Linked DNA regions of Homo sapiens: region 2 is linked to region 1. A link is a loop called in an ENCODE intact Hi-C map of the cell type or tissue named here. Cell type or tissue: Calu3. All regions are shown on one strand.

Region 1 (8,000 bases):
ATCTTGTGGTTGGTGGATGATCGGCTGTCCCTGAGTACAACTGAGAGCCACAGAATTGATGGGGCCTCTAGATGGTTTGGGTTCCAAGCCAGAGAATATACAGGTATGCCCTGTGTGTGTTCAACACAGCTCAGACCAGGAAAGTATTTAGATTAGGGAGATGCTCATAAAGATGGATTGTTTTTAAAATTATTTAATGATCATTTTTGTTACTGGGCTTTATCAAAACAGAGTACAGTATTTGTTTATTGTCCTAGCTACTAGACATCCAGTCGCAAAAAAAGTAGGTAGGGAAGAAAGAGTTTTGTAGGTGGTAGAATAATGTACTATTTTCACACCTGCTACCAGAATTATTCTCAAGATGGGAACTATTTTAGGAAAGTATCTTGACAAGTCATTTGGGGATGTGACGGGGAGAACTGAGGGCTTGCAGGAGTTAAGACAACCAAAGGAATTTCAAAATTGTTGTGCATTAGATCTTGAGTGTTAGGAACATGGAGAAAAGAGAGAGGAGCTAGTGTGGTGGCCAGAGGCTAGTGAAGTGCTCCTGTTAGTGGAAAGGAGGGCCAAGGAATGTGCCTGGAGATGATAAATGGTCAATTTGAAGGACCTGCATTTTAGTCATGTAACTGTTCCACCTCTTGCAGTTTTCTGAAATTCTCACCCAAATGCACAGCTTCTGTAAGTGATGTGCATGTGTATGTGTACACGTATGTGTGCATGGATGTGTGTGAATGTAAGCATGTGTGTATACATGTGGTGAATATGTGTATGTGTGTGTGAGAGAGAGGGAGACACACAGAAAGAGACAGAGACAGAAACAGAAAGACAGAGAATGGTTTGTGTAGATGGAGAGACCTGAGCTTCTCCTTAGGAGGGTCGCTGCAGTGCAGAACAGGGAATGGATGAGGAGATAATACAGAAATAGAGTGAATTTTGCAGAAGCAGGATTTTAAATCAGAGGCAGTAGAAAGGCATGAATACACAGAAATCTTCTGGGGGGGGAGCTGAGATGAAATGGGAGTTAGAGCCAATCTTATCTAGATCATAAAGGGCATGGTGATGCTGGTTACACATTCTGCAAGCTCCATTAACTCTTGGTAAAACACACATGCCTGAGGCTAATAGATTTTTATCCAACCATAGCTGTTCTCCACTCTCAACAAAGCAAATAATCCAGATTGTTCCTTTGCCTTTATTCCTCTCCAGTTGCCATTTTATGACAACTTTTCATCTCTTCCTTTATCAGAGACACTTTAATCTAATTTTAGCAGACAAAATGGTAAGAGGTAAGTGTGTGGTTTTATGCAATGGCTTGGGATATCTGGCCCTTTCAATAGGATTTTCACTTAGGACATTAAAAGTGTAATTTAATGAAGCAACTTGGTTTACATAAAAGTACTAGGACACTAGTTGTATAAGACATATTCTATCTTCATGTAAGTTTCTGAAATGCTAAACAACAAAACACTAGTACAGTGCTTTTCTGAGCCTTAAAAGGCTTTGCAGAAGTGAATTAATCTTATCACACCCCATGTTCTGTTTGGAGGGGATCGACACTACCCTTTCCCTAGTCCACTGTAGTATATATCATCATTAGTATGTATCAGTTGCTGAGACTGAGCCATCAAATACAAATCAGGTAAGAAATATATTAGGGAAGAATCATATAAATTGTATTTCCAGAGTAAAAATAAATGCAGTGCAAATTTAAAATTCACAGTGAAGCTATCACAGCTATTTAGAATGCACTAAAAGTACATTTTAATAAGTATCACATAGTTTACCTGTGGCCTATTAAATGCATTTTAGAGATAGGCAAAGAGAAAAGTGTAATCTGATTTTAAGCGCTTTCCACTAATATAAATTACCCAAATGAAGTATTTGGGCATGCTTGCACTGCGAAATGAGGAAGAAAACTTTACCAAACTTTTGTGTTACTGATACTCCCTATGGGCTTGGCTGTGTTAGGAATGAGTCATATAATATAAGGGAAAATTCCTCCATGGGCTTTGAAGGCTGAACAGGCCCTCAGCTCTGTTTCTTGTTAGCTCTCTGATCTTGGGCAAATTACCTCTCTGGGCTGCAGATTGCTTGTGTGTAAAAGTAGGTAGGTTAATTAATCCTATGAGTATTATTGTTTGGGTTAAATGAGATAATGCATGCAGAGTGCTGAGCTCAAGTCTGGTATCTAGTACGTTCTCAAAAAATGATAGCTATTTTGTAAGCTTGTAGTCTTCTGGTCTCACCTGGCCATCCATGACCTGTGGGACCAGGACTTTGCATGTACAGAGGAGCTGGAAGGGCCTAGATTCAAGTTCAGGTTTCCAGTTACCAGTGTTGGCTTAATCTCATGAAATCTCCACATGGTTGTAAAATGACCATCTTGTAAGACTATAGTGAAGAGTTAATGATATGATGTACGTAAAAGTGGTAGCAAGGAGTCCTGCTTATACAGAGCATATCATAGCCCATATCCAGCTATTGATCTTTCCTGGTTTATGTCTTTGCCTGTCAAATCAAGGACTTGGAATAGATGATCTCTAAATTCCCTTTTCTCTTTAAAATATCTATGGCACTTAAAAAGCCTTTAGCAAGGAGAATTTAATATTCCCTTTAGCTTCTATTTTTCCTCCTTTAGCAAAAAACGAGTTAGTGGAGCACATGCAGATAGATTAAGAAACCAAGTAACAGTGTTTGAAATTTACCCGTGGAAGCAAAAGGGTTAAAGGAAGCCAGAAGCGGGTCATATGAGGATGAGCGACTCGGTGCCGGTGCCTTGCTCTCCTGCTCTTCCCTGGAAAGATTCATTTCATTATCTAAGGCTTCTGTGTTTTATTTTCTGTAGACCAGTGGGCCTCAAGCTTTACTGCAAATTGCAATCACTTGGAGAACTTTAAGACTACTTCAAAGTCCCAGAAGCACCCCCTACCAATTAAATCTGGGTGGATCCCAAACGTCAGTATTTTAAAAGCTCTCCAGGTGATTCCAATGTGCCCTCCAAAATTAAGATCCATGCCCTCCAGTGAATGAAGGGCTCAGAATTATGAATCCTACGTGTCAACTGCCCACTGAATAGACAGAGGCAACCCTTCTCTCCGGGACTTTTCAGATAGCATTGAGGACCTGATAACCAACAGAGAAGGGTAAAATGAGGGAAATCTTGCAATTGTATTTTGTTTGCACGTGCTTTGCATAGTATGGGCTTTGTTTATAGGGTGTTTAACTCACATATGATATATCTTAATGTGCTTTTGGGCAAGGAGGTGCTTTAAAGATTGCCTAATGCCGCTATTCATTGAGCAGAGGGAGAAACCGAGGTCAGAGAAAAGAAGTGACTCATTCAGGCCTCACAGCCGAGAAAGAAGCCAGATTCTTTGCTTTGTCCTTCATTTCCTCTGTCGCACTTGCTGGTGAAGGACTAAAGTAAAATGTCGCTGTTCAAATAGGAGTGTGTTTGTCACACAGGGGTGTTCATAATTGTCTCAGGAAAACAACAGAAAGAAAAAAACAAAACGAAGTGACCTGTCAGTGTGTCTGTTTGAGGCCTCGTCCCTCAAAGATATACAGCATGGATCTAAAAAAAGGAGGCAGGCTATTGCTGGTCTGATGGCACTTCTTTCCAGGGGGACACATTTTCTCTTGTCACACTCTTCTCATTTTTAAACAAAAGCAGAAAACAGAAATTCTCTTTCAGCTCACTGAGTGTGACTGACACATTTGAAAATATCTTTCTACTAAGACAGGAGGAATAGTGTGAAAAATACTCTGATCCAAACTAAGAGAAATCTATAGAGGTATTCAAAAAATTAGTCTCCTACAGAAAAATAGATGTCAGACATGAACCTTAAAACTTCTAATTCTTTCCTGACAATTTCCAGAAGACAGAAGACCCTCAGGTCTAAGATATGTCCACTAGATGGCAGCATGACTACGATTAAAGTATCCCACATTCTCAGGCACAGAAAAGAGGATTTATTACACTGAATGGAGATTGGAAGTCAAAAGATTTTATGGATACAGATCTATTATTAAGGAATTCTAAACTACAGAATATATATCTCTCTCTATATAGGTGTATATAAAACTAATATAGAATTCTGAATACTATTGTATACAGTATCATACTGCCATTCTTACTATAATTCTTACTATCGTTACTTAAATCGTATGTGATTTAAGCAGGTTTAATGTACAGCTGAAAGCCCTTTGTTGTCTACCATCACCTCTTCTTGGCCTATCTCAGCTTTTGCCTGGCTAAACTAAAACTGCATTCTTCAAAGGGCAGGGAATGTTTACTTATTAAATGGCTGTAATCTAAATCATCAGCCGCACGGCTGTGATCCTACTAATTATTCTTCTATCATGATTTTCACTCAGTTATAGGCAGTCAGCAGTTTCTTCTTCTATAATTTAATATTAGTGACAACCCCCAATTTTTGATATTTCATGGATGCAATATGTTAAATAATTATGTTTTTACTGAGTGCAGGTCATGTGTGAGCTGTCGGGAACGCAGAACAAGACTTTGATGGAGGTTGCACTCTAGTGGAATATATTATGACTCATAAATGAAGTGCACACCTTAGTACAAAGTAAATTCTTCACAAGTCCTTTCAAGGTTGAGATATCTATCCTATGGATTATGGAAAGTTCTTTTGAAAATAGCTGGGTGGTCTACAAACAGCCAAAAAGTTTGGGCTGGAAAGCAACAGTGTTGACTTTCCAAGTTTAAGGATTATTCAGAGAAGACTGAAGCCAGCCATGTTCACGAGGGAACCAGGTCCCCACTGCAGCTGTCTGCTATTGTCACCATCTGTCATCTTTAGGACACATCCACATAGCCAAGATAGAGTAAATGAGAAATTGTAGACAGTCAATCTGGTTAATTTATTAGTTAGATAATTGAATATACACACAGACTGGACAACCAGCAGCACAAGTCACCCTCCTAGATTTGGCAAGGTAATTCTTTCCTTTTTAAAGTACTTGGTTAATAAAGCATGTTCAGATATATCATATATGAATTTCACAACCCTATGTTCAAAAAAGAGGCAGTCTGCCCCAGCTTACATAGCTAGCCAGTAAAAAGAGAATCCAGAGGTAGAGTGGTAAAGCATATATCAAGTGCACATCAGAGGTCCAGTAAATTGCCATTTTACTGTGGCTACTGTTGACTAGAAGCCTGGTTTGGTACCCAGACAGTACTCTTATATCATGCTCTTTCCAGTTCAGTCATTTATGACTCAAGGTTTTCAGATGCTTCTATAAGCTCCCGCTTGGACTGTTTGTGCCTGATCTTCAAATTCTGCTCCCAGGGCCTTTGTGCACTGTGTGTATCTGCTCGACTTGTGTTTTAGTGAGTTGAAGAAGGAGGGGGTACGCCTTGTTGATCTGTGGTTGGTAAGGTCTTAAACGAAACCACCATTGTTACCGGGCAGAGTGTAAATTAAGCAACAGGCATGTCCAAGGATAAAATGTGAGAAGGCCTTTCTTGCTGCCATGAGTGGGTTTGGAGTGTGATGCTTGTTTATAACCTGGGCAATGGGTGCTCTTACGGGTGCAGTGACTGTGAAAGAACACTGAAATGTTAAAGAGAAAAGCTGTTGCCCACAACCTTATAAAATGGGCTTTCTGTTTCCAACAACAACAAAAATAGACAAACGACAACAACAAACCGTAAAGAGTAAAAAACGGCACAATGATGGAAAATTGTGAGCCAACATGGAGGAAAGGTGCCGGGGTTTCTAGGGCCTGAATTTTCCACCAGGAAGCAAATATATTTAGAAAGAGGCAGCACCTTTTGACATTTGCTAAGTGACTTTGATGATTGACTTTTCAATTGAGTTTCTGTAGTCAGCAAAAGAGGGGAGTGAAGGAAAAGCAATTTTCCCAACGGGAGTATAAAATCCTCCAGACTAATGAAATGCTTTCTCTGGTTTAGAGATAACAACCCACTTTTGGGTTTTATGCCTAATATTGATGCTTTGTGTATTTTTTATAGAAGCCTTCACGAAATTCAGTTAATTGTATTTTATTAGACTGAGAGATTGTCTTTTTAAATATTCTCCAAACCTCCTCACTCATGGCTGTCCATCCCTTCTCCATTCTCCCTATCAATAGTTTAATGTTGAAGGATGGTTTGTGGTAGTTTTTTTAAAAAAACAAAACTTGCTCTACCTTTTCAATCTCCTCCTAGTTCGAATGATTGCAAAAATGCTGAAAAAGCCAAGTTCCTTTAAGGAATCAGACACTGAAATATGGTCATTAAATCCTGATGGGTTTTTTATTCTGCATCCCATAATTTTAAGGAGAACCACTTTCTGAGATGGTTGGATAAATGCAACAAATATAATGAGGCAGAAGTGAGGTCCCAAGGCAGCTTTGCAATCTACAGGGCACTCAGTTTATTTATTTACAATAACTGTAAGCTATTAGGGTCTGTCTCACTAAGCAAAGATAACCCAGGAACAAAACACGGTAGACTTGGGGGAGTCAGCAGTTTGGTGGCTGCTGGTGGGGGCTGCTGTGTCTTCTATCTTTAAATGTCCTTGGTGTTTTATTTAGGGAAGGTATTATCTTGACAGAACTGCTTTGCTGTTAGGCAGTAAGATGAGTTACTTCTTGGGATAAAGGTTCTCGTAAAAGAATTTGGACAAGAAGACTTTGTGGTTTATAGAAACTGTAATCTTTACTGAATGACTGGAGTGGGCATGGCACGAGGAATTACATTTATAATTGCTTAAAGGACAAAAAGATTCAGCTTGATTTAAACCCAGAGCACGAAAGAATCATGATTATGAAAGGAAAGGGAGAGACAAGATATTATAGTGAAGAGTGCGGTCCTGGGATTTAGAAGACTTGGGTTTTAGTCCTGGTTGTGCTTAGCAGTCATATGTCCTTGGGTAAATCACTTAACTTCTCTGAACTTCAGTTTTTCTATCTACAAAATAGGGTCTTCTGTGGGCATACAATGGGCTAGGCTAAGCACTTCATATGTGCTATCTAATTTCTTTCTTTCTTTTTTTTTTTGACAGAGTCTCGCTCTGTCACCCAGGCTGGAATGCATTGGCTCCATCTCAGCTCACTGCAACCTCCGCTTCCCGGGTTCAAGTGATTCTCCTGCCTCAGCCTCCTGAGTAGCTGGGATTACAGGTATGTACCACCATGCCTGGCTAAGTTTTGTATTTTTAGTAGAGATGGGGTTTCACCATGTTGGTCAGGCTGGGCTCGAACTTCTGACCTCATGTGATCCGCCCGCCTTGGCCTCCCAAAGTGCTGGGATTACAGGCATGAACCACCGCACCTAGCCAATGCTATCTAATGTAACCCTCTCAATTATGAGGTAGGTACTATTATTATTATTACTCTTATTACTCAGATGAAGAAACTGAAGCATGTAGAAAGTTGGTAACTTTCCTGAGTCACTGACAGGGGCAGAATTTGGACATAGACAGCCTAAGACTGGTGTGTGAAACCACTATATACATACCACAGGACTACCATACCATAGAACCACTCTAGAGAGATGATCCTTGGCTTGCTTACGTGAGTGTGGTATGAATAAGATAATATTTGTGAAAAGTGTTCTATAAAATAAAAACCCACAGGATGTAAGGGAATGTAGTTTTTAATTTATTACTAAAAGCCTCCTGCTGTGGTTTGAATGATGGCATTCTTTATAAACGCACATTGAAAATTAATCCCCATTGTGGTGGTATTAAGAGGTGGGGCTTTTGGGATGTGATTAAATCAAATCCCTCATGAATGGTTTGGTGCCTTATGAAAGGGCTGGAGGGAAGTAGCATAGGCCCTTTTTGCCCTTCCGTCTCTTTGCCATGTGAGGACACAGTGTTCAAGGTGCCATCTTGGAGGCAGAGACCAGGCCCTCAACAGACACTAAATCTGCAACTTCTTGATCTCGGACTTCCCAGCCTCGAGGACTGTGAGAAACACATTTCTATTACTTATAAATTACTCAGTCTCAGGTATTTTGTTAC
Region 2 (8,000 bases), 150 kb after region 1:
AAGAAGTGAATACTCGTTGACACTGACAGAGCAGTATACTGCATATTATATAAACTGCTATGTGCAACTCCATCTGCTTGCTATAGAGACACAAATTCATACTTTTTTGCCATTCTAACCCATAATCGTAACCTAACATCCATTCAAATTAAAGCACTGTAACTCTTTTTAGGAGTAGGGGGAAAAAAACCCTGCTGCTTTTTACTGGCTGATTTATTGTTACATGACAATATTGGGTATATTAAACGTTAATATTGGTGCTGTCTTTTACACCATAAGTCTTGTGCTGAGGAGCTGAGAAATTATTTCATTTTAAAATGGACATTTATTGCACTCTATAGGCAGGTATGTAATTCCTTCCTCTAAGAGATCTGTGGAATATTTTCCTTCTGAGGTGTGAGAACTTTTGATTTGCACTTGTTGTGTCATTTGGGTGCAAAAGAAGGGTGATTTACTGTTTCCATTGGCATAAATAATATTCTGTTTGTTTCTGCATCATTTTCTAACACCCAGTATTGACAGTGCCTCACAGTTTACTAGGCAGAGAATTCAACCTTTTACTGTAAATGTCAGGGAGAAGGAATGGAAAAAGAACTTTGAATTTCAGCCTAATGTTCAAATGGGTCCCCAGTCACACTGGAAAGAGATAATCCAGCTATGGTCAGATAGTGCTACAATGCAGCTGTTCTTTCTAGCTCATTTCTTGGAACCACTAAAACTCTTTGGAGAAACCTGGCAACCTTCTGATCCTTACAATGGGGTAATTCCCAGGATGATGTATGCTTTCATCAAACACCAGGCATCTTCTGCCATTGCTACTTCCCACCCACCTATTCTTTCCTTTCTTCTCTACTCTGATCTTTGATCATCAATTTTAAAAAGTGTAGTCAGTGTTTGAAAATATAATGTGGAGGTTTAGACACATACTTTCTGGAGAACTCTATGACACAGACATGAAAGAGACTATTGGTTGCTGATCTAATGCTAATTTTATTTTTCTTCTTCCTTAGTTACAAAAGTTGATTTTACTTGGATTGGCAATATGCTTGCCTGAGATATATATTTCCCAGACTCCATTACAACTTGATTTGGCCATTCTGGCTAATGAGATGGTGTAAGGGAAATGGCTGTGCTTTAGTCAGGAGTAGGCCAGGCTGGCCTTCTGGCACAGCTTGATTCAGTGGGTTTGGAGGGCAGGCGCAAAAAACTGCACATTATTTAATCATGTCATGTGAGGTGCATTAGGTGATCACCCACATCAGCTCATGCTTGGCTCAGAGCTACTATTGTCTGTAAAAGGTAGAATTACTCTGCTTACCCTGTACATACAGTTTGCTCATGCCCAGAGAGAGAGTAAAGCATGTTGAAACCATCAACGATTCCTCGAGTGTTTTTCCAGCCGCCTGCCACTCGCCCACCGACTCCCCTCGGACCTCAGTTAGAGCCTGACAGGTGGAAATAGAAATTATTAGATAGAGCCTCTGGAAAACAAAACTGTGAGGCAGACCATTGGTGAGGGCCATATTTGCCTTTCCCTTCTCACTTCTACTTTCTGCCGGATTGTGGACAGATGGCTGGGTCTCTAATAGCCATGTTGAACAAGGAGGCAACCTTTAGATATTTTAATAAGGGTAGTAGAACAGAATTACAGAAGAAATCTGAGTGCCTGATGAGTTAGTGAAGCTACTATTCCAGTCATGAACCACCTACCTTAGGACTTTTATTAAATAAAAGTACACTCTTCTAATTTATCTAAGCAAGTATAGTCATGTGCTATTACTGGCATCTGGGGGAAGCTGGTCACCATGTTCTGAAGACATTCATGTAGCCCTGAATGAGGTCTACATGGTGAGGAAATGCGATTCCTTACTAACAGCTAGCATTGACTCGCCATTTTGGAAGTAAAGTCTATCATCTCAGTTATGACTTCGGTGACTGAAACCCTGTCTGGTAGCTTGTCTACAGCCTCATGAGAGACCCAAGCCAGCTAAGCTGCTCCTGAATTTCTGACCCTTAGAAACTGTGTGAGAGAAGAGGTTTTTATTCTTATTTTAAGCTGCTATAGCAATATATAAACAATATAGACTTGAATATTAGGTTTGCATTCTTATGTATGTATTTAAAAACTGATAAATCACATAATGCAAAAACCTTGACATTCAGAAACCTTATACATGAAAATATTCACCATGGCATTTAAAGTCTCCCCTTTAAAAGGCATCATAGGTGAATATGATTATGGTCTTAACAGCTTTTTAGCTATTCTTACAAATATAGCTGATATTAATCCTCAGGTATTTCACATTCTACTAAATAGGCATTTTTCTTAACTACCATATGGCATTTCAGAATCAGATTATGAAACCCATATTCTCTTCTCTCCATTACTATTATGCACAATTCCCAGCTCTGGAAGGCTGGTGGCTCATTGGACACCAGCTCATAGGGGACTAAAGAGCGTTTCCCTCTCCATAATGACACTTGGTGCTTTGCAGGGAAAACCAGCCTTTGGAAAGGAGCAGGCCTTCCTAATATCAAATTCAATTTAATTTGAGGGAATGAACCTGCCTTCCCAATTTAAAGTGAAGCCTGCGTGGTTAGCCGCCTGAGTTCCTGCAAGGTGCAAACAATCATTACTTCTCCAGACCCCCTAGCCCTTTTCCTGTTTTTTATAAACACTTATTTAAGTTTCCAGACACCTGACTTAGCTTCACGATGGCCAGCAACTTCCTCATAGATCATGAAACTCAACTTCAGCTCACTGCCTTCTGAAGCTTCTGTAATCTTCCATTCATTACATTCCATGTTGACCCCTGTGCATTGTAAAAGTTGCCAGCCCAGCTGGAGAACATGACATGTAGATCTCTAGGTTCCTTGAGTTGCAGCATCTTTTAGTTTGGGTGTTAAGTTTTGAGATCTGGGTTTTATTCGTCATTTGATTGATTAACTGCCTATTGTTTGCCCTACCCACAGTCCGTCTGTCTGATGCATAAAGTGAAGCTGCAGGAAAAGAGCTATTCAGTTTTCACTGAGTTAGGAAAGCCATGCTAGTGGCAGGTGAAGGGGACAGCAGAACATTTCTGGGACAGTCCCACCTTTGTCGTAAGACCTGACACAGGCCAAGACTGTTATATCCACAGGGAGGTTCATTAACACGCATTTAAAACCTGTCTATTTACTCCGAGAATCCAATTCTGACTACATTCAGTTGGTAAATATCAGAGCTTTCAGCAGAGTAATGGCAAATCATCCAGCTGAATTTACTCAAATTCCCCTGATTAATCCATCTGACTGCCCAACCAAAGCTATCATTATCACTTACACAGTGCCTTTTAATTTGGATTTTGTCATCCTCCTCCTTCTCTTTCCATTTGTAAGCACATGCTTGCAGGTTGAAAAGTTGAGGATTCTGACCCAATTCTCGTTTGATTGGATTTGCCTTTTTCTTTCTTCTTCTTTTTTTTTTTTTTTTAATTAAAAAGGGGATGTTTAATTATGCAATATGCAAACTTCTGAAGACAGAGAGGGAATCATCATTAGTTTAACTCTGGGCTAGAAACATTCAGAGGCTGTGTAGATATTCCTGTTCTTACCTCTTTCAAAGCTACCTAGTCATGTGCCTTCATAATAGTACTTAATAGCTATGTTATGGGGCAGACACAGTTGGATGAGAAATTAGGAGTTGGGGTTGAGCAATCAGAGCTCCATCTGCTGGATGGAGGGAGCAGGGCACTTGTGGCCAGGTTTATCGGCTGTCATCCTCAAAGTTAAGCAATCTGGCGGCAAGTCTGATTGGAAAGGCTTTTTTCTTCCCCCTCCCCCCTCTTTTGGGAGTAGGATAGGTGTAGCAGACTAAGGAAAGCCTTGCTTTGTTAAGATGCTGTTCTGCTCTTAGTAAACAGATAACATAAAGAGAATCATGTACAAGCTATTCTGTTCATTGACATTAAAGGACAACTGGTCATTTTTCTTGTATAAACGGGAATCTTATTTTCTGTTCTCATCCTATATCCAAGGTAGCAATCTCAAAGCAAAATGAAGTAAATGAGTGAGCAATTCAGATGCAATTTATTCCCAAACTCAGTTTTTGTACCTGTATCAACTTCACCAAAGCCACTATCAAAATAATATATAAATACACGTATACACACGCTGACACCCACAAATCAACATATAAATGCATTTGTTTTTTTATTCTTCTATCTCATCTCCCCTGCACCTTTCTTTCACTGTTAAGGGAAATGAACTCTAACGCACTGATGGTTTTTGATTGAGATGATGTTGAGTTAAAAAACTGATGGTTTTTGACTGAGATGATGTTGAGTTAGGACTAGTACCTAACTCACAACTCGTGAAAGGTTTAAATCCAATCATTTATCAATTAAATGAAAAAAGAAAGTTACTGATTGGATGCCAAGCTCTTGGCACTGGGAACAGAGAGGTTGATGAAGAAGTTCTGCCACCAATTATGGAGATGACTGACTAGAGTTGGATGGAGATGACATATGAAGGAATCAGACAATAAGTTAATTATAAGAGTATAAGAAGTGCTATGCAGAAAATGAAACTCATGGATATATAGAGAATAATGGGGAGGAAGTGGAGAGGGGGAATGCTATGGAAGGATTCTCCAAGGAGGTGATATTTGAGCTAAAAAATATAAAGTGTGTAGCCCAGTGCCTGGTAGTTGTAAGAGATCCAGTAATCCAGTTATACTTAGAATTATAAATATAATCATCATTTCTTCTACAGTCAGTAGAGTTCACAACCTGAAGGTGATCGTAATTACCCCCCTGGCCACTTTTCTGTGGCCTCCAAGCAAACAGTAAAGCAAAGTGCCCAGAGAAATTGCCTTTGTCATCCTTCACCTACAAATAAGACATTGGTGTTGCTAGAAAGCAGAGAACAGGACAGTCCATGAATTCAGTGTAAACACTAAATTATCCTTGACAGGAGGCTTCAGATGAAGATAATTCCTCCCAAGATCCTGTGATATGCTGAAATTCCCTGGATATTAATAGAGTTGAAATTGACTCATTTTTGGGTAATAGCAAAATGGGTCCTTCATTGTAGCTACAAATGCACTTAAGGTATCATCCCCAGTTGTGAGCAGGGATCATTCTGGAGAGCTCAGAAAAAGAAATGTCCAGGGAGTCATGTAGATTGACTCTGCCTGTGGCCTTGTTTTGGTGAAGGACCCCAACATTTAGATAACAACAGAGCCTGGGACATCTCATTGAGGCCCTCGCTCTACCTCACACCCACAGCTGGGGCAGTCACCAACTCCTACAATTGTTCTTCCTTATCATCTCTCCCATTCTGTTGGCTTTCTCTCCACCCCCTCTGCCATGGCTTCCACTAGTCTTCCATCAGCTCGCTCTCTTTAGTCTTCCCTGACTGCAGTCATTTTAGAAATAAGGTCTGTAAAGGCACAAACCAAAACAAAAGGGAGTATTCGTTTTTGTATACTCTATAGTAATGATTCCTAAATTACAGACTGAGGACTCCTGGAGCAATGGCTAAGGAAATATTGCAAGAGAACCCTGGATCTGTGGTCTGTGGAATAGATAAATAATTTTATTAAGGCATATATATATATTCAAATATATGTAAATGTTGTTTGGATTATAAGATGCAAATTTAAAGTGTTGTTAAACTCATAATTGATTCTTTCAATGTATATTTATTAAATCAATAAATGCTAAAAATAGATCGTGTTTTAATCCCACAGGGATCCATAATATTTCCATGTATAAGTGGGTCTTCAAACTTAAAAAAGGAGCTTGGAACACCATCATGAGGCACAAGAGCCATGATTCCATTAGCACCTGGCACAGACACCACAGGGCTCAATAAATGCACAAGCCAATTGAGACCAGGGCCTTGTTTCCAGATTTTTAGTGGGACCAGCGATTCTGCCCTTACTAAACAGTACTATGATCCTCGAACTAGGTCAAGCAATGTAAAAGCAAGCTACCCGGGCTTCCACTAGCCTCAGGTGCTGAGGGAAAATCTAATCTGTGCCCCATTTAGGTACCGTTTTAGTCTTGGATGTTTGGTGGAGCAAAGTATGCTCAGTTAATGGAACAAACACAAGGGGATTTTAAATGGCAGTTTTACAAATTTGTATTCCTGTGAAAGTTTGTGTCAGAGCTGTTACCATCTCTGCTTGTTCTGTTTATTCAGCATGAATGTCTGGAACATGCAGTTGTTCTGCTGGTTTTTATCAGATACGCCATCCCAAGGTACCACGGGGAATATCTTCATTATTAACATAATAAGAGGGAAGCCGGCTGCTTGCAGAAACTGCATATTTCTAGAACTTATGTTATGTTACATCCTGGCTGCTAATTAGGACCCAGCTTACAGTGGCAGGATATCAAAGAAAGAAATGATCCACATGGACACCGTAGAATGTTCTGACAGCATCCAGGGTGCCTGCTCAGTTCAGAGTTTGCCTGCAGAAGAAAAAAGTTCAGAGGAATGGGACTTAACAAGGGGCCTCCTACCTGTGGATTACAGCAGTTTTTTTTGTAGCCCAATAGCTGAGCAAACATGTGCTCACCTCTGGTGAGAGACCACTCACCTGTGCTTGTCCTTCCTCTTCCATTTCGTCCCAGCATGATACGATCATTTCTTTGCTCACTAATGCACTTAGCTTCTTAGAGGGGCCAGAAAAGGACTGTTGTAAGAGGAAGGGAAGGGATTTTTGCCCCTTCTGGTTTGTCCTTAACATTTTCATTACTGTGATTAAAAAACAATTATATGCAATGTAAAATACAATATTATAAACATTCAAAATAATTCCCAAGTACATAAATACAAAGTGAAAGTTCCCCTTCATGCCCCTGCTTGATCCCACATTCCCCTCCAGAGATAACCACACATCATAGCAGTTTGTGGTACGCCTTGAATCCATTTAGCCACAAATTCTAATGTATAATATTCTTTTTTCAATGTACACAAGTGGAGTGACACTGTTTATATTGCTTTTGTTATTTACAGTATCTTAAAAATTTTTCTCTGCCATGAAATGTATTGTCAATATGCAATACAAACCGTTTGTTATAACTGTCTTAATATTTCAGTTATAGATATATATTATAATTTGTTTGATAATTCCTTTATTTACAACTTAAAAAAAGCCTTAGATGAAGAGCCCTACAAAATTTTTTTGTATTTTCTCAGCCTTTTAATTTTCTAGTTCCTGCTTTTTCTTAATATGCTAGCCTTAAAAATGGGCTCCCAAATATGTCCATGGCCCTAGAACCTGTGAATGTTACCTTACATGGCAGAAAGTACTGTGTAGATGTGATTTAGTTAAGATTCTTGAAATGGGGAGATTATCCTAGGTTATTTGGGTGAGCTCTATGTAATCACAACAGTCATTGTAAAAGGCAGGCAGGAGGAGTCAGAGTGAGAGGTGAAAACACTGTGATGATGAAAGCAGAGACTGGAGTGATGAGGCCCCAAGCCAAGGAATATTGGCTCTCCTGGAGCTTCCAGAAGGCCTCAGCTGTGCAGACACCTTGATTCCAGCCCCATGAGACTCATGTTGGTCTTCTGCTGTGTTAAGCCACTAAGTTTGTGGTGATTTGTTATGGCTGCATAGAACACTAGCACACTTGGCTTAAATGGTTCTATCTTTGAATACATGGTCATACCTTCTTACCAATGCTAAAAGATACTTTTGGAAAAATAATCTTGACTGTCATACAGATGTAGAAATGAACACATACTAGAGATTTGATTCATGAAGGATCAGGCAGAGATAATTACCAGTTCAAATAAAGAAGGCCAAGCAGCACAAATTTACATGGAGTAAGAAATGTTGAAACAAAACTGTTTTTTTTTTTTTTTCTTCACAGAGGGAGTGAGAGAAGTCAAACCTCTACCAGACTAGACAGAATTTGCATGTCTATCTCTTACCTGTAAGTTACAGAGTTATCAAATATCTCAAAAATAATAAAAGTTGAGAATCAGATAATTGCATGGGTTAT

The links. Hi-C counts contacts between places; a loop is a spot of excess contacts. Peaks named below come from ENCODE experiments on the same cell type or tissue, not always from the same donor. Only the 100,000 strongest peaks of a DNase experiment are listed, where the experiment ranks them.
Region 2: it touches region 1 in a loop (14-fold over the local background); 51 of 110 quality-filtered maps call a loop at or near these places.

Annotation. Positions count from the first base shown.
Region 1 is chr14:87,892,511-87,900,510 of GRCh38, reverse strand. No RefSeq gene overlaps it. Among named protein-coding and RNA genes, the nearest start is that of GALC, 97 kb to the left of the region's middle. In Calu3, no CTCF peak of the experiment used is centred here; a DNase peak (open chromatin) is centred at 3,920.
Region 2 is chr14:87,741,417-87,749,416 of GRCh38, reverse strand. No RefSeq gene overlaps it. Among named protein-coding and RNA genes, the nearest start is that of LINC02330, 90 kb to the right of the region's middle. In Calu3, a CTCF peak has its summit at 3,695 (motif pointing left); a DNase peak (open chromatin) is centred at 3,716.